Regions from separate parts of the Homo sapiens genome. Here region 1 is linked to region 2. Evidence: read pairs that join two places in POLR2A ChIA-PET (ENCODE). Cell type or tissue: CD4-positive, alpha-beta T cell. All regions are shown on one strand. Links, peaks and the distances in the headings refer to the core of each region. The heading gives the core; the rest is flanking DNA. Region 1 has its middle 79 kb from the start of LINC02420. Region 2 overlaps LINC02408 (long intergenic non-protein coding RNA 2408).

Evidence for each region. Peaks named below come from ENCODE experiments on the same cell type or tissue, not always from the same donor. Only the 100,000 strongest peaks of a DNase experiment are listed, where the experiment ranks them.
Region 1: POLR2A ChIA-PET joins it to region 2 with 5 read pairs; 3 of 35 experiments call an interaction of 5 or more read pairs at or near these places.

Annotation. Positions count from the first base shown.
Region 1 is chr12:67,359,337-67,368,676 of GRCh38, forward strand. No RefSeq gene overlaps it. Among named protein-coding and RNA genes, the nearest start is that of LINC02420, 79 kb to the right of the region's middle. In CD4-positive, alpha-beta T cell, for the core only: no CTCF peak of the experiment used is centred there; no DNase peak of the experiment used is centred there.
Region 2 is chr12:67,550,238-67,559,577 of GRCh38, forward strand. All of the region lies in intron 2 of LINC02408 (long intergenic non-protein coding RNA 2408), which reads left to right. Among named protein-coding and RNA genes, the nearest start is that of LINC02408, 35 kb to the left of the region's middle. RefSeq lists enhancers at 4,814-5,315, 5,316-5,815. In CD4-positive, alpha-beta T cell, for the core only: no CTCF peak of the experiment used is centred there; a DNase peak (open chromatin) is centred at 5,304.

The sequences.
Region 1 (9,340 bases), core at 2,452-4,951, 190 kb before region 2:
TGTTACTCATATGATTCTACATTTGAAAGTGGAAATTCAGTCTCCCCCGCAAGAGATGGGGCAGGAGGCTTTTTTTACTTCTTGTTCTTTGACATTAATGTGATCACTCTAGTTTAGGCTTTTGGATCATAGGGCAGGGAATGAAAATTTGGATAGTGTGACAGATTTATGCAATCATCTGTCGTGTCAGAGTTGCATGGAAATTTTAGATACTGAAAAAGTATCATTTGTGTTTTCATCCATCCATCCATCCATCTATTGCTATATGTGGGCACTGTGGTAGCTAATGGCAATGCAATCAGGTGATAGAAAAAATATTTAACCACTCATGATGTCAGGGCCAAAACCAATAACATCAGTAAACAATTGGTATGGCCACCCCAGGGCCAATCCACTAGCTACCAGCCATGTGTACAATACTTAATAACCAGCAATTGTCCTAGGTCTCATGAAGCTGGCAGCTGGCTAATAGAAATAAGATGCATACACATGTGTAATTTAAAGGTTTTTTTTCCCTAGAGTATGGGGTCTCATTTTGTTACCCAGGGGTGCAATGGTATAATCATGGCTTACTGAAATCTCAAATTTCTGGGCTCAAACAGTCCTCTCAGCTCAGCCTCCTGAGGAGCCAAGACTACAGGTGTGCACCACCATGCCTTGCTATTTTTCAAAATTTTTTTTATAGCGATGGGATTTTACTATGTTGCCCAGGCTGGTCTTGAACTTCTGGCCTCAAGTGATCCTCCAGTATTGGCCTCTGAAGTGTTGAGATTACAGGCATGAGCCACTGCACCTGGCCAATTTAAAGTTTTTTAATAGCTATGTTAAAATGTAAGAAGAGACCACTGAAATTAATTTAACAATATATTTTATTTATCCCAATATATCTGTCATTTCAACATGCAATGAATATAAAAATTATTGATGCAATATACCACATTCTTTTTTAATACTAAGTCTTCAAAATCTGGTATGTATTCTAATGCATTTACAGCACATCTTAATGGACAAACCACATTTCCAGGGCTCAATATTCACATGTGGCTGGTGGCTACCATATTGGACAGCACAGGACTAGAGGATAAATGGAGATCAGAGATCTAGCTCTCACTTTCTTAGAAAGAGAAGAGACCTACATAGAATAAATGTCCTTTGAGGGGCATTTGAAAGAGATGTAGTAGATGGATCATGGAGTGAGGGGAGTATATTAAAATATTAAATGAATGTATTTTTCATTTCCTTTTCCAACTTGAAATGTTTTCTTGCAGCCTTTCTGTCAGTGTGAGTCCCAGAAAAGTGGTGAGTATAAACAATGATTTGAGGAGAAGGAAATAATTGGAGTCAAGGCCCTGACAAACAAGATAAAGAAATAAAACAAGATTCTTCTAATATGAAGGAGAAAAGGATAGATAGAAGGGAGGGAGTGAAAGAAGGAGGTGTCAGTGTCCTTGCTTTCTCCTATTCTCTTAGGGTTGAACCATGGTAAGAGGTGAGGTCTAGAAACACGTGTGTAAGCATGAGGGAATGTAATGAAATTGGTAGTAGTGGCCCACTTCCATAAACATATTAGAGGGTACCAGAATACACAACCCCAATATATGCCTCTTTGGCATATGAGTTATTTTGAACTAAAGCCATTGAGAACCGGCAGTTGTAAGGAGAACTCTAAAAACAAGGCACAAGTTTTCTTTTTGTAAAGGAAAAGTTACATTTATAAAGGAAGTTTCCATTTGTAAAAGGTGTCTCCCTCTATCATAGCAGAAAGAGTAGGATTCTTAACAACTCTTATCAGTGGAGAAGGTACATACTTAAATCTTTATAACAAACCTTACTAAAAAACCCTGGGTTACTATACTTTTCCTGGTTACCTTCCCATAACTTGACCACCCAGAAGCTCAAATTTCTTTCCTTTGTTTAGCCTAAGATGTTATACAAGCCCAAGTTCTAACCATCCCTTGGGGTTATTTATCACTGGGTGCTCCCATGTGTACATGCATGTGTTAAACTTATGTTTGTTTTTCTCTTTTTAATATTTTGCAAGACTAATTTATATGGCCCCAGCCAGAAAACCTAAGGTGGGTAAAGAAAAAAGGTTTTCTTCTTCTTTCCTCTACAAGAGCCTGGGGAAGAATGCAAGCGTCTGCATTTAAAATGGCACCATATCTCAAACAGTGAAAGGGCAATGGGGTAGAATGGGATAGAGTGGGGTTCAGAGAGAGAGAGAGAGAAACAGAGATAACAGGAAAGAGAGATGAGCCTGAGGCTCTGGGCAACCACAACCTGCAGGATATCACAGAGCCCCTGAGTGCCCCAGTGAGAGGGTTTGGAGACACTCAGAGGTTGGAGTACCATCAGGGGCTGGGGATTAGAAGAAATAAATGAAGAATTTGAGGACCTGTTAAATGGAAGCAAATGACTGGAATCATAGCCTGTAATAGCGGATGTCAGCTCAGTGTTCCTGAAGGCCAGTGTGATATTGTGATATAGAATATATATTTGGCTTTCACCCCCAGTTCCTGGCACAGAGCTCCTAAAATCCTGGTAATTTCCTGAATGATAGGTGTAATAATAGAAACATCTTTTGTTATAATATTTGGTCTTAGTCCCAGGTCCCTGACACCAAGCTTTGAAGACCCTTGCAATCCCCACAGTGATGACTGTCTTTTGCATGGTAATGAGATGTTTTGTGGCTGGGGCCCCTAGAAAGCTGGGGACTGCTCACCATAAAGACCAAGGCATAATGAGAGGGCTGGAACTTTCAGCCCCACCCCCTGACTTTTGAAGAGGGGAGAGGGGCTGGAGATTAAGTCAATCACCAATGGTCAATGATTTAATCAAGCATGCCCACATAATGAAATTTTCATAAAAACCCTAAATGACAGTGTTTGGAGAGCATTTAGGTTGATGAACACAGTGACGTGCTGGAAGGGTGGTGCACCCAGAGAGAACATGGAAGTTCCGCACTCCTTCCCACATACCTTGCCTAATGCAGTTCTTCCATGCGACTGTTCTTGAGTTGTATCGTTTAGAATAAGCCTGTGAATGTAAGCAGTGTTTTCCTGAGTTCTGTGAGTTTTGCTAGGAGCTGTGAAAAAAAGTTCTCTGAAAAAGGAATTTGGAGGAAAGAGACTTTTTTTTCAGCAAATAGTTTGCAAACTGGCAGAAGCAGCCTTTGGAGTAAAAGGAAGATACCTTCCAGAGAGCAAAGAGAGTGTTTGAGCTTTATAGCAAAATTCCGGCCCAGGTTCCCAATTAGGTCTGTTCATACGAATGAAGGATTGAAACACGCTTAGTTCTGATTGGTTGGCACAGCTAAGTTCCGATTGGTCAATACAGCTGAGCCCTGATTGGTTGACACAGCTGATATTTGATTGGTTGGCTTCCAAGCCCCACACTGGAAGTCTGTCAGATGTTTCTTTCAAACAGCCAGTAGGGGTGTATTGGGCCACAGTTTATCTTGGTACCAAAAACAGGAACTAGTTTGGCTTGATTTTAGAAAGGGAGGTCCTATGGTACTTTTACAATATCTTTCTGAGAACACGGAGTACCTGACTGCTCCCTCACGCTGCCATGCTGCCTGGTTCTGTTTTAACTTTGAGCACCTAAAAATGACCATTTGTCAAAATGGGAACCCCTGATTTATAGCCAGTTGGTCAGAAGCATGGGAGGTCTGAACTTCGGATTGGCATCTAAAATGAGGGTAGCCTTGTCGTGGGGCTGGGCCCTTAACCTATGGAATCTGTTGCTAGCTCCAGGTACATAGTGTCATAATTGAATTGTAGGACACCTAGTTGGTATCCTGAGAGTTAGAGAATTGGTTAGTGTGAGACCTTCCTCCCCTCACCAATGTTTGGTGTTCTGTGGATAGAAACAGATCACAGTAGCTAGAAGACACACAAGAGACCTGAATACATTGTAGAGGGCCAGGCAAAACCATTGCAGGGGAGGAAAAATTGCCTCCTTCTACCTTTCTAGGTTCTTGCTGGTGTAGAAATTAAATTGACATAGGATTAACAGAAGAAAACAATTTTAATTATGTGCATGGGAGTCCCACAAAAGTATGATACCTAAAGAAGTTGTCAGATGATTAAGGTTTATGTGTCACCTGGAACTACAGAAAAGAATAGAGATTTGGGGTTGGGGGACAAGAGTGGAGGCAAATTACAGGAGGCTGGGAGGAAAGGCCAAATTAAGAGGAGATGGCCATGAAAAGCAGGTTAAACAAAAGTAAGATTTGTTATGCCTTCACCATTGATTGAGTCTCGAGATTTAGTTGTCTTTTTCTTTCTGGTGCAGAGAGGGAAACACCATTACAAATGGAAGTTTTCTTTATTGATGTAAATTTCTCTTAAAAAGGGTAACTTTTTAGACATTCTGTGTCTGCAGTTTCTCAGAATAACCAGCTCAAAATAATCAATATGCCAAAAAGGCACATTTTAGGGTGGCATATTCTGATCTCCCGCAGTCATATTTTGGTGTGGTGTGTCCTGAACCCATCATTTGTTCTTCAACATCAGCAAAAACCTGGAGAACTCAACCATTGCTGAGGCTTATTTGCAATGGTCAGCATCCAGTCTGGAAAACAGAACCCATGCCAGGCAGTAGAGGGCATTTATTATGGAAACTAGTTGAAGAGGCATTGGAAAAGTGAAAAGGGGGAAAAGGTGAGGCAACCTCGAGAGTAACAAAAGCAAGAAGACTTCATCACTCCTAGAGCTTCAGTAACTCCCTGTGGGCAAGATGTTCAACCCAGCTACTCTGTATTTCTCTAAAGTACTGGTTATGTAACAAGGAAAAGAGAATGGAGGTATCTGAGGAATAAAGACTCACTGATAAAATGAATGAGAATGAATGTAAGATTTGACCTTACATTAAGTCAGGAGTGGTAAAGCAGCCAGGGGCAAAACTTTGAGAACAGCAGCCAAGGGGGAATGGTCTTGGAGAGGCCTGGGACTGTTCTGGCCAGGTGAGGTGGTCTCCACCCACAGGGAGGTGAGGATTTGGACTCAGAGCTCTTGGCTTATCTCAAGTGTGAAAGAGAACCAGCTGTGTTTATTTACATTTCTAGGAGAAGAAGCTATCTGGGAGGCCATTCTTGACATGCAAACCACCTGGGGGGTCTGGCACCAGCATTTCTGGTGGCACTATTGATGTTGGCAGTTCTAATTACTCCAAAACACTTTTTCCCAGAGAGCATCAGTGAGGCCATAATTAAGGCAGGGTGTGAAGAGGCTTTGAGGAAAAATTCTCACTGTGCTTCAGTGGAGTTAATGCTTATTTTCTGCAAGTGATATTTCAAGAAGATAAGAACAGGTTCTAGTTTCCCCTAATATCCTCACCTAACTTCATCTAAAGAGACAGGTCTCAGCCAAGGTCTGCTGGTACTTTTGGGGGAAGTGTTCCCATCGTTTCCATCATTCTCTGCTTTGAGCTATAAGAAATGAAAGGAAAAAAATCATTTGAGACAAGATAAACAAAAAGAAATGATAGCTTTGTAAATGGTAATATATACTCCTACAGCATTGGTGTGAAAATACTATTTCCTGCACTATCAAAGCCAAGGTCAGGGATTTTATTTTAGGCAAAATTGTAAATGACGATTCAGAAGTCATTTAGTTAATAGAGGTACCCCTTGCCCTATTTACACTTTTCCCGTCCTCATTAACTTCTCCACCACTGTTGCTACCATCATAATTTATTTGGGGGGTATTGTGTGCTAGGATTTGTAAAACTGGTTGACTTTCTTGCTTATTAACATTTTTTATAAAAATATTTGAGGTAAGATAGGTTGAAAAAGATGACAAACAGTAAAATCCAGGGATTATTTGTGGATTTCACCATTCTGGGCCTATCCTATTCTTTTTAATCATCTATAAGCATTTATGATTATAATGCAAGGAATTCTTCATTTCTGGAAGTTATTATTTTTATCTTTTCTGGAAGTGAAATTACTTTTGGAATTCAGTAATTTCTTATCTGAAGAAAAATGTTCTCTTATCACAAATTCCCACTTTAGGACAAAAATGCTATTGAAGTTACAGTATTTAAATTTTTCTGTGGGATGAAACTTTGATTTTCATACTTTCAACTGGCATTTCTTATACAGTTGTGGTGCTGGGGGAGAAAAACATACAGCCAATGGGTCTCCAGAAGAAAAGGTCCCTAGAGTATTAACCCCTTCCTTCCACAGAGGAAGCCATACTCACGAGTGCACTTTGCTCATTGGGTAGTCAAAGCCCCATGAGCAGCCTAAATGCTATAATTTAGGAGGTCCCAGTCCTAACCTGTCCTTGTCCCCAGATGCCTCTCCCATGCAAAAAAAGTCTTCTGTTCGATGGCTGCCTGAAATTCTGCCCATTTGTTCTTTGTTTGAATTATCATCCTGGGCTTCTTTTTAAAATGCACATATTTCTGGGTGGGTTAGACAGTCATTGCCAGATAAGAATTGATTTTCAACCAGATTGCTTTCTGGGGACTCTAAGGCTTCTTGGAGGTTATAATGCGAGACAACACAGGGCAGCATTTCTGGAGCGTCTTTGAGGGGGCCAGAGAGAAAAGTGCCAAGCTGTGTACAAGGAGCATGCAATAGCAAAGAAGGCACCAGGGCCAATTTGGCTTATTGGAAATTTTGCCCAGAACATATCCTGTTGTTGACTGAACCATAACTACTACTAGAAATAATATTCCTCATTTGCAGAACTAGTAAAAACATCTTTGGAACTGTATTTCCAATTAAATGAATGACTATTTATTAAGCCATTATCATATACGGGATATTGAGTAAGGTAGTGTTGGTATTTACTGAGCATCTATTTATTACATGATATAAGTTTTGCATACATTATTTTACTTAATCTCCTCATCAACCCATTTTGCAGGCGATGAAACCTAAAGCAAGAGAAGTCAAGTTACTAGGTAGGGAGTGACAGACCTAGAATTCAAGTCTAGTTCTAGCCTTGTATTTTTAGAAACCATGTTTCTGAGCTTTTAATCAGGTCTGTGTGAAACTGCCTTTGCAAAAATTATGAAAGAGAAAAACCTGATTTAGGAAAATTATGACAATAAAAGAAATCTGACCTAACTGATTTCCTCTTGCTTTTAACCCTAAGCTGCCCTTGTTCATTCCTGGGAGTAGGCTAACTATGGGAAGAATTTAGTTATAGTTCAATTTAGAAACAAAGGATACAAACTCCTTCCTTGTTTGTACATCAGACTGCCTTTGTAAAACTAACCAATTAGCCACAAGATTAGAAATTATGACTCGGGAGTCATGCAGCCAGAGGCCACAAGATTCCTAACCTCCCAGCTGGATAACATCACTATTGTAAAATCTAAGATTGGTGTTCGAGGTATTTTTCAGATCCTGCATTCTGACGGACCAGCTGGTGCCACTTAGACCAATAAATTGCTTCATCTGGTCTTGTGGGCCCCACCCAGAAATTGACTCAGGACAAGAAGACAGCTTCGACCCCCCACTGCGTGATTTCATCCCTGACCCAACCAATCAGCATTCCCCATTTCCTAGGCCTCTGCCTGCCAAGCTATCATTAAAAATCCCTAGCGTCCAAATTTTCAGGGAGCTGATTTGAGTGATAATAACCTCCTGTCCTCTTGCTTAGCTGGCTCTGCATTTATTAAACACTCTGTTGCAAAAACCCACTGTCCTTGGTGCATTGGCTCTTCTGAGCAGTTGGCAAGATGAACCTTGGGTGATTACATATGTGTCTAGAAGAGAGCTAATATATTGTGGTGGGATCATCTTTCTGCAGAGCACATAACACTTTTTAAAAAGCACTGAGTAATTACATGATGGGGAAATACCATAGACAATCTAGTGCCAGGTCTTGTGTGTCTCCCTTGGGTAAAATTATCTTCTATAATAAGGTCATGTTAATTTTTTAGATGCAAATAACATGTACATAGGATATGAGACATTGCAGAACTCACAGCTGAGGTACACATGTGCTGCTAGTTAAAAACATTGAGAGACGGCCGGGTGCGATGGCTCACACTTGTAATCCCAGCACTTTGGGAGGCTGAGGCGGGCAGATCGCCTGAGGTCAGGAGTTCGAGACCAGCCTGGTCAACATGGTGAAACCTTGTCTTTACTAAAAATACAAAAATTAGAGAGGTGTGGTGGCAGGCGCCTATAATCCCAGCTACTCGGGAGGCTGAGGCAGGAAAGTTGCTTGAACCCGGGAGGCAGAGGTTGCAGTGAGCCGAGATCAAGCCACTGCACTCCAGCCTGGGCGACAGAGTGAGACTCCATCTCAAAACAAAACAAAATTTTGAGAGACATTTTGTTAAAATATTGAAGAACATATTTTTACAAGCAAATATATTTAATGAAGCCATAATTCCATTAAGTGGAATATGAAGAACCCATGTTTCAGAACAAGCCTGACAGAAGACTAATACTTTCATATAATTGAAGTATTTTTTAAAAACTTTTCAAGGATAATTTTAGCATTCCAGTGCACAGTAGAAATAACCTTATTCCCTGCTAATTGGAATGTATAATTCTGAAAGAGGCATTGATCATCTCAATTAGAAATAAGGTTTATGATGTTGAGATAATGGCCTTTGGTTTAATAATTTGCAGCAAGTTAATTTAGAATGGGAAACAGAAACCTGACCCAAGACTGTTTCTCTTGCTTCTGGTTCAGGTCTTTCAGCCCACATGGCTTACTCATCTTTCAAGTGCAAGGCAGCTCTGCGTGGAGGATGGTAAGACTTTGGGCCAGCCCAAGGCATGACTGAAGGAAGGAGGTAGTGGTCACATTGCTGAGTCCTTCTCTTTTCCCTCTCTGAACTATGCTACACCTCCTGGTGCTCTCTCTCACCTGCTTTGCAATGGACCTGGTGGGAGTTTGCCAATCATTGCTCTTTGGAACACACCAGGCAGAAAGACACCTACTACCAAATCCATCTCCTCCTATTCCTCCACCTCTTTCTTCCACTCTACTCAAACTCATGAAGAGAGGCTGCTTCCACCTTGTTATAAGGAAAATATTGGATTCCATCTGGAAACACAGAGAAAGGATGGGGAGTTTGTAGAGTTACCCAAAGCATCTAGCCTGGGGAGAGTGAGCACAAATCCAGCTGTGCCTCACCCACCCTGTCCTTTTTTTTTTTTTTTTTGCCTAGTGGCTCCACTGCCTCCAACCAGCCCAGGATATGGCTGTGTCAGCCCAAAGAGGGGGCTTTATGTCCTCATCTGCCTGGAGGGAGTCTCCCTTTCTATTCTGCAGATACCATTTAGGCTCTGCCTCAATTATTACTGCAGAGACATAGTCCTTTAAAGATTTTATTCTTTATTAGAAGTCCAATGCACTATCCA
Region 2 (9,340 bases), core at 3,870-6,369:
GGGATTGCTGGGTCAAATGGTATTTCTGGTTCTAGATACTTGAGGAATTGCCATGCTCTCTTCCACAGTGGTTGAACTAATTTACACTCCCACCAACAGTGTAAAAGCATTCCTATTTCTCCACTTCCTCTCCAGCATCTGTTGTTTCCTGACTTTTTAATGATAGCCATTCTAACTGGCATGAGATGGTATCTCATTGTGGTTTTGACTGGCATTTTTCTGATGACCAGTGATGATGAGCATTTTTTCATATGTCTGTTGGCTGCATAAATGTCTTCTTTTGAGAAGTGTCTGTTCATATCCTTTGTCCACTTTTTGATGGGGTTGTTTTTTCTTGTAAATTTAAGTTCTTTGTAGATTCTGGATATTAGCCTTTTGTCAGATGGATAGATTGCAAAAATTTTCTCCCATTCTGTAGGTTGCCTGTTCACTCTGATGATAGTTTCTTTTGCTGCGCAGAAGCTCTTTAGTTTAATTAGATCCCATTTGCCAGTTTTGGCTTTTGTTGCCATTGCTTTTGGTGTTTTAGTCAGGAAGTCTTTGCCCATGCCTATGTCCTGAATGGTATTGCCTAGGTTTTCTTCTAGGGTTTTTATGGTTTTAGGTCTTACATTTAAGTCTTTAATCCGTCTTGAGTTAATTTTTGTATAAGGTGTAAGGAAGGGGTCCAGTTTCAGTTTTCTGCATATGGCTAGTCAGTTTTCCCAATGCCATTTATCTAATAGAGAATCCTTTCCCCGTTGCTTCTTTTTGTCAGGTTTGTCAAAGATCAGATGGTTATAGATGTGTGGTGTTATTTCTGAGGCCTCTGTTCTGTCCCATTGGTCTATGTATTTGTTTTGGTAACAGTACCATGCTGTTTTGGTTACTGTAGCCTTGTAGTATAGTTTGAAGTCAGGTAACATGATGCCTCCAGCTTTGTTCTTTTTGTTTAGGATTGTCTTGGCTATGCAGGCTCTTTTTTGGTTCCATATGAACTTTAAATTAGTTTCTTCCAATTTAGTGAAGAAAGTCAATGGTAGCTTGATGGGGGAGGGCAGTGAATCTGTAAATTACTTTGGGCAGTATGGCCATTTTCATGATATTGATTCTTCCTATCCATGAGCATGGAATGTTTTTCCATTTATTTGTGTCCTCTCTTATTACCTTGAGCAGTGGTTTGTAGTTCTCCTTGCAGAGGTCCTTCACATCCCTTGTAAGTTGTATTGCTAGGTATTTTATTCTTTTTGTAGCAATTGTGAAAAGGAGTTCACTCATGATTTGGCTCTCTGTTTGTCTGTTGTTAGTGTATAGGAATGCTTGTGATTTTTCACATTGATTTTGTATCCTGAGACTGCTGAAGTTGCTAATCAGCTTGAGGAGATTTGGGGCTGAGACAATGGGGTTTTCTAAACATACAATCATGTCATCTGCAAACAGGAATAATTCAACTTCCTCTTTTCCTGATTGAATACCCTTTATTTCTTTCTCTTGCCTGATTGCCCTGGCCAGAACTTCCAATACTATGTTGAATAGGAGTGGTGAGAGAGGGTGTCCTTGTCTTGTGCTGGTTTTCAAAAGAAATGCTTCCAGTTTTTGCCCATTCAGTGTGATATTGGCTGTGGGTTTGTCATAAATAGCTCTTATTATTTTGAGATACGTTCCATCAATACCTAGTTTATTGAGAGATTTTAGCATGAAGGGGTGTTGAATTTTGCTGAAGGCCTTTTCTGCATCTATTGAGATAATCATGTGGTTTTTGTCATTGGTTCTGTTCATGTGATGGATTACATTTGTTGATTTGTGTATATTGAACCAGCCTTGCATCCCAGGGATGAAGCTGACTTGATTGTGGTGGATAAGCTTTTTGATGTGCTGCTGGATTCAGTTTGCCAGTATTTTATTGAGGATTTTTGCATCAATGTCCATCAGGGATATTGGCTGAAATTTTCATTTTTTGTTTTTGTTGTCTCTGCCAGGTTTTGGTATCAGGATGATGTTGGCCTCATAAAATGAATTAGGGAGGATTCCCTCTTTTTCTATTGTTTGAAATAGTTTCAGAAGGTGTGGTACCAATTCCTCTTTGTACCTCTGGTAGAATTTGGCTGTGAATGCATCTTGTCCTGGACTTTTTTGGTTGGTAGGCTATTAATTACTGCCTCAATTTCAGAACTTGTTAGTGGTCCATTCAGGGATTTGACTTCTTCCTGGTTTAGACTTGGGAGGGTGTACGTGTACATTAATTTATCCATTTCTTCTAGATTTTCTAATTTATTTGCATAGAGGTGTTTATAGTATTCTCTGAGGGTAGTTTGTATTTCTTTGGGTCAATGGTGATATCCCCTTTATCATTTTTTATTGTGTCAATTTGATTCTTCTCTCTTTTGTTCTTTATTAGTCTGGCTAGTCGTCTATTTTGTTGATCTTTTCAAAAAACAAGCTCCTGGATTCATTGATTTTTTGAAGGGTTTTTTTTTTTCTCTGTCTCCTTCAATTCTGCTCTGATCTTAATTATTTCTTGTCTTCTGCTAGCTTTTGAATTTGTTTGCTTTTGCTTCTCTAGTTCTTTTCATTGTGATGTTAGGGTGTTGATTTTAGATCTTTCCTGCTTTCTTTTGTGGGCATTTAGTGTTATAAATTTCTCTCTAAACACTGCTTTAAATGTGTCTCAGAGATTCTGGTACATTGTGTCTGTGTTCTCATTGGTTTCAAAGAACATCTTTATTTCTGTCTTCATTTTGTTATTTACCCAGTAGTCATTCAGGAGCAGGTTGTTCAGTTTCCATGTAGTTGTGTGGTTTTAAGTGAGTTTCTTAATCCTGAGGTCTAACTTGATTGCACTGTGATCTGAGAGACTGTTAGGATTTCCGTTCTTTTGCATTTGCTGAGGAGTGTTTTACTTCCAATTATGTGGTCAGTTTTAGAATAAGTGTGATGTGATTCTGAGAAGAATGTATATTCTGTTGATTTGGGGTGGAGAGTTCTGAAGCTGTCTATTAGTTCTGCTTGGTGCAGAGCTGAGTTCAAGTCCTGGATATCCTTGTTAATGTTCTGTCTCATTGATCTGTCTAATATTGACTGTGAGGTGTTAAAGTCTCCCACTATTATTGTGTGGGAATCTAAGTCTCTTTGTAGGTCTCTAAGAACTTGCTTTATGAATCTGGGTGCTCCTGTATTGGATGCATATATATTCAGGATAGTTAGCTCTTCCTGTTGCATTGATCCCTTTACCATTATGTAATGCCCTTCTTTGTCTTTTTTGATCTTTGTTGGTTTAAAGTCTGTTTTATTACAGACTAGGATTGCAACCCCTGCCTTTTTTTTGCTTTCCATTTGCTTGGTAAATATTCCTCCATCCCTTTCTTTTGAGCCTATGTGTGTCTTTGCACGTGAGGTGGGTCTCCTGAATACAGTACACTGATGGGTCTTGATTCTTTATCCAATTAAAAGTCTGTATCTTTTAATTGGGGCATTTAGCCTGTTTACATTTAAGGTTAATATTGTTATGTGTCAATTTGATCCTGTCGTTATGATGCTAGCTGTTTTGCCCGTTAGTTGATGCAGTTTCTTCATAGTGTTGATGGTCTTTACAATGTGGTATGTTTTCGCAGTGGCTGGTACCGGTTGTTTCTTTCCATGTTTAGTGCTTCCTTCAGGAGCTCTTATAAAGCAGGGCGGGTGGTGACAAAATCTCTCAGCATTTGCTTGTCTGGAAAGGATTTTATTTTTCCTTTGCTTATGAAGCTTAGTTTGGCTGGATATGAAATTCTGGGTTGAAAACTCTTTTCTTTATGAATGTTGAATATTGGCCCCCACTCTCTTCCGGCTTGTAGAGTTCTTGCTGAGAGATCTGCTGTTGCTCTGATGGGCTTCCCTTTGTGGGTAACCCAACCTTTCTCTCTGGCTGCACTTAACCTTTTATGCTTCATTTCAAACGTGGTGAATCTGACGATTGTGTGTCTTGGGGTTGTTCTTCTCAAGGAGTGTCTTTGTGGTGTTCTCTGTATTTCCTGAATTTGAATGTTGGCCTGCCTTGCTGGGTTGGGGAAGTTCTCCTGGATAATATCCCGAAGAGTGTTTTCCAACTCAGTTCCATTCTTCCCGTCACTTTCAGTTCCACCAATCATAGACCAAACATAGATTTGGTCTTTTCACATAGTCCCATATTTCTTGAAGGCTTTGTTTGTTTCTTTTCATTTTTTTTCTCTAATCTTGTCTTTTTACTTTCTTTCATTAAGTTGATCTTCAATCTCTGATATCCTTTCTTCTGCTTGATCGATTCGGCTATTGATACTTGTGGATGCTTCACAAAGTTCTTGTGCTGTGTTTTTCAGCTCCATCAGGTCATTTATGTTCTTCTCTAAACTGGTCATTCTAGTCAGCAATTCCTCTAACCTTTCTTCAAGGTTCTTGGCTTCCTTGCATTGAGTTATAACATGCTCCTTTAGCTCAGAGGAGTTTGTTATTACCCATCTTCTGAAGCCTACTTCTGTCAATTCGTCAAACTCATTCTCCATCCAGGTTTGTTCCCTTGTTCGCGAGGAGTTGTGATTCTTTGGAGGAGAAGAGGCATTCTGGTTTTTGGAATTTTCAGCATTTTTGCGCTGGTTTCTCCCCATCTTCATGGATTTATCTACCTTTGGTCTTTGATGTTGGTGACCTTCGGATAGGGCCTCTGAGTGGATGTCCCTTTTGTTGATGTTGATGCTATTCCTTTCTGTTTGTTAGTTTTCCTTCTAACAGTCAGGCCCCTCTGCTGCAGGTCTGCTGGAGTTTGCTGGAGGTCCACTCCAGACCCTGTTTGCCTAGGTATCACCAGCAGAGGCTGCAGAACAGCAAAGATTGCTGCCAGTTCCTTCCTCTGGAAGCTTCATCCCAGAGGGGTGCCTGCCAGGTGCTAGTGAGAGCTCTCCTGTATGAGGTGTCTGTCGGCCCATACTGGGAGGTGTCTCCCAGTCAGGATACATGGGGGCCAGGGAACCACTTGAGGAGTCAGTCTGACCCTTAGCAGAGCTTGAGCGCTGTGCTGGGAGATCTGCTCTCTTCTTAGCCATCAGGCAGGGACGTTTAAGTCTGCTGAAGCTGCACCCACAGCCGCCCCTTCCCCCAGGTACTCTGTCCCAGGGAGATGGGGGTTTTATCTGTAAGTCCCTGACTGGTGCTGCTGCCTTTTTTTCAGAGATGCCCTGCCCAGAGAGGAGGAATCTAGAGAGACAGTCTGGCCACAGTGGCCTTGCTGAGCTGCAATGGGCTCCACCCAGTTTGAACTTCCTGGAGGCTTTGTTTACACTGTGAGGGTAAAACTGCCTGCTCAAGCCTCCTCAGTGGCGGACGCCCCTCCTCCCAGCAAACTCTAGCGTCCTAGGTTGACCTCAGACTGCTGTGCTGGCAGCCAGAATTTCAAGCCAGTGAATCTTAGCTTGCTGGTCTCCATGGGGGTGGGACCCACTGAGCCAGACCGCTTGGCTCCCTGGCTTCAGCCCCCTCTCCAGGGGAAAGAATGATTCTGTCTTGCTGGCATTCCAGGTGGCACTAGGGTATGAAAAAAAAAAAAAAAAAAAAACTCCTGCAGCTAGCTCAGTGTCTGCCCATATGGCGGCCAAGTTTTGTGCTTGAAACCCAGGGCCCTGGTGGCATAGGCCCTGGAAGGAATCTCCTGGTCTGCGGGTTGTGAAGACCATGGGAAAAGCGCAGTATCTGGGCCAGAGTGCACCATTCCTCATGGCAAAGTCCCTCAGGGCTTCCCTTGGCTGGGGGTGGGGGGAATCCCCCTACCCCTTGTGCTTCCCAGATGAGGCAATGCCCCACCCTGCTTTGGCTCGCTCTCCATGGGCTGCACCCACTGTCCAACCAGTCCCAATGAGAAGAACTTGCTACCTCTCTTGGAAATGCAGAAATCACCTGCCTTCTGTATCGATCTCGCTGGGACCTGCAGACCTGAGCTGTTCCTATTCGGCCATGTTGCCAGCAAATATAGAAAAACTTTTGATAAGCTTACTAAGTTCTCTTTTTGCCAATAATATACTTCTTTTCATTTATTCTTTATTTTAATTTGTTTGTTTTTAGAGATTGGGACCCCCTGTGTTACTCAGGCTGGTCTCAAATTCCTGGCCTTAAACGATCCTCCCACCTTGGCCTCCCAGAGTGCTGGAATTGCAGGTGTGAGCCCATCATTTATTCTTTTGAGTTCTCTAGGCATGGGAAAAATAATTTTTCTACTTATTTCCCATTTCTATACTGGATAGTATTTTCTGAAAAGCTGAGTAATACTGGAGATACTGGGTATCCTTGTCATGTTCCCAATGGTAATGAGAATTTTTCTACCATCTCATCATTAGGCATGAGGTTCTTTATGCCTACTTTACTAAGATTTTGTATCTTAAAAAGTCAGGTATGGCTGGGTGCAGTGGCTCATGCCTGTAATCTCAGCACTTTGGGAGGCCGAGGCAGGTGGATCATGAGGTCAGGAGTTCAAGACCAGTGTGGCCATGATGGTGAAACCCCATCTCTACTAAAAATATGAAAATTAGCCAGGCGTGGTGGTGGGTGCCTGTAATACCAGTGAATAGTTTCTACTCAGGAGGCTGAGGCAAAGAATTGCTTGAACCCAGGAGGTGGAGGTTGCAGTAAGCTGAGATTGCGCCACTACACCCCAGCCTGGGCGACAGAGTAAGACTCCATCTCAAAAAACAAAAAAGTCAAGTATATATATCCTTTATGGATATAATTAATTAATTTATTTTTAAGAGACAAGATCTTGCTCTGTCACCCAGGCTGGAGTGCAGTGGTGTAATCACAGCTCATTGCAATCTGGAACTCCCATGCTCAAGAGATTCTCCCACCTCAGCTTCCTGAGTAGCTAGAACTACAGGCATAGGTCACCAGGCCTGTCTAATTTTTTCAATTTTTTGTGAAGACAGGGTCTCACTATGTTGCTCAGGCTGGTTTCAAACTCCTGGCCTCAAGTGATCCTCCTGCCTTGGCCTCCCAGAGTGCTGGGATTATAGGTGTGAGCCACCACACCCAGCCAGGAATAGATTTTTTATCTTGTCAAATGCTTTTATAGCATGTAGGGCCTTGAACTTTTTATTATTTTGTTACTTGACTCATAAACATAAATTATATAAATATATTTATTAACTTTGAACCATTTTTGCATTCTAGAATCTCTTGACTTGGTTATGGTGTAATACTCTTTAATATATTATCCAATTATAGTTGCTAAAATCACACTTAAGATTTTAATGCCAACATTCATAAATGAGCTTGGTCTTTTCTTTTTAGACTCTATTTAGGTCAGATTTATGTATAAATATTATGCTGACTTTGCCGAACAAGCCTTTCTTTTCACAGCCCCTTTTTCCCCCATGCACTCTTGGAAAGTTTAAATAGTATTGAAATTAATTTTTCCTCAAAAGTTTTAAGGATTTCTCTTATGAAACATGGTACTTTTAGGCAATTTAGGATTTTGGTAAGTTTCTCAATTTATCCCATAGTTATCAGTCTGTTTTCTGTCTCTTCATGGTTCAGCTTTGGTGATTTTTTTTTTTCCAAAAAAAATTATTTGTTTTCAGATTTATTTGCTTTCAACGTTGCAAAGACTTTATTAGGAGCCTTCCTATTTCCCATTCCTCAGATTTCTATTGATGGAAGAGAATGTATGAGTATGATATTTCTGACTGCTCTGTCACCCTTGCTGCCTCTCCCCAAGGGAGGGGGAGTGACTTCTCTGGCTGTGAAACTGGGCGCTTAGCTGAACACGAGTGGCTTGGCTTTATCTCTTTCAAAGGAGCTGCTCCTCAGAATTCACATGCTCCCTTTGGTTCAAGGAGACTGGCCTGGCCCTGCAGGGCCTGACTGTGGATTGGACGGTTTTTTATCCAAATTCTCTGGAGTGTTTGGAAGCTCATTGGGTTGCGATTCTAAGCCTTATATTGTAATCAGCTTAACAACAACAGGTCTGACTTTTGATCTTTATTGATTTAATGCCTCACTCTTAGTTCTCCATATTTTCTCGCTTGGGAGGAGGAAAGAGTGGTTTTATTCATTAGGACCTTCAAACCCTTAATATTGATTTTAATAGATGGCTAAGGACTAGAATTTAGGGGATAAAATAATACATAGAAATGGAACCTTCTTAAAGGCCAGCTTGGGTAGTTTGGGACTATGTCAGGACACTAGGTATTTGAGAAGTGGTTTATAATCACTATCGTCCTGTACCTGGTCTTCACCTGGCATGGGCCTCAGTGTGGGGAGAGAGAGAAGGCACCTCTGTAGCTCATTGACACCAAATGCTACACCTTTGCTTTCACCAAAGCAAGCAGCTAGGACAAGGATTAAATGATCAGAAAAGAACCTTTTAGTTTCAGTTAAAGCAGATTGAGATTCAGTGTGCAGATTTTGTAAGTATTGTGGGTGCAATGAATTTCTCTCTGTAACTTTTTATTCTCAGCAAGGACTGCAGAGAGCTAAGTTATATAAGATCTCTCAAACTTAGATGTGCAAACAAATCTCTCGGGGGGTCTTGTTAAAGTGCAGATTTGGATTCTGTAATTCTGGGGTAGAACCCAAGATTTTGCATTTCTAGCAGGTTTCAGGTGATGCTGCTACTGCTGATCTGAGAGATGCACATTATGAGGTGTTAGACTTTGCTTAGCAGACCCCACTTTGATTTCTTCTTATCTTGTTTTGAACAGCATTCAAGGTGAAAGAAGCCATTTTGGACTCATGCAGCTTGTCCTAGGCTTTGGGTTCAGATTAACCTCCGCCATGTGGCCCCCAGTTGGCGCTGCATGTGCTAATCACATAAATTCTGATCTGGCTTCAAATGTCAGTGACCTAGGCTATCTCTTTACTATGCAGAAGTGGTAGATTTCATTAATAAAAAAAATTAAAGGTAGACTGAACTTTTGTCGTATAGCAAATATGTCATCTTCTTGGTTTGAAATGGAGAAACAATTCAGTGAATGTATTTCAAATTTGCAGGCTAAAGCAGGCGATTTTAGAAGGCTTGTGCCTGGAATACTCTGAGAATCATTTTTCCTGGGGAAATCAAGGAGGAACTAGATTAGTATTTAAAAATATGCTTTCCACTACCATTGGTATTTAAAAATATGCATGCCCACTACCATTAAAACAGGGATTATGGGCAAATGAAAGAAAAATTAAGGAAGACAGACTTAAGAAGAGAGTTTCCCTCTGAGAAAAAGTCAGACCTTACAGGATAGACTAGCTACATATATAGAACATATATACACTCATATCCAACTGCTTTTAAATATAGGCTTGCAAAAGGAAAGATATTTTGGTATTTATCTGAATAGAGAGGGGTTGCTAGAGAATAGAGAAATCTAGACAAGAA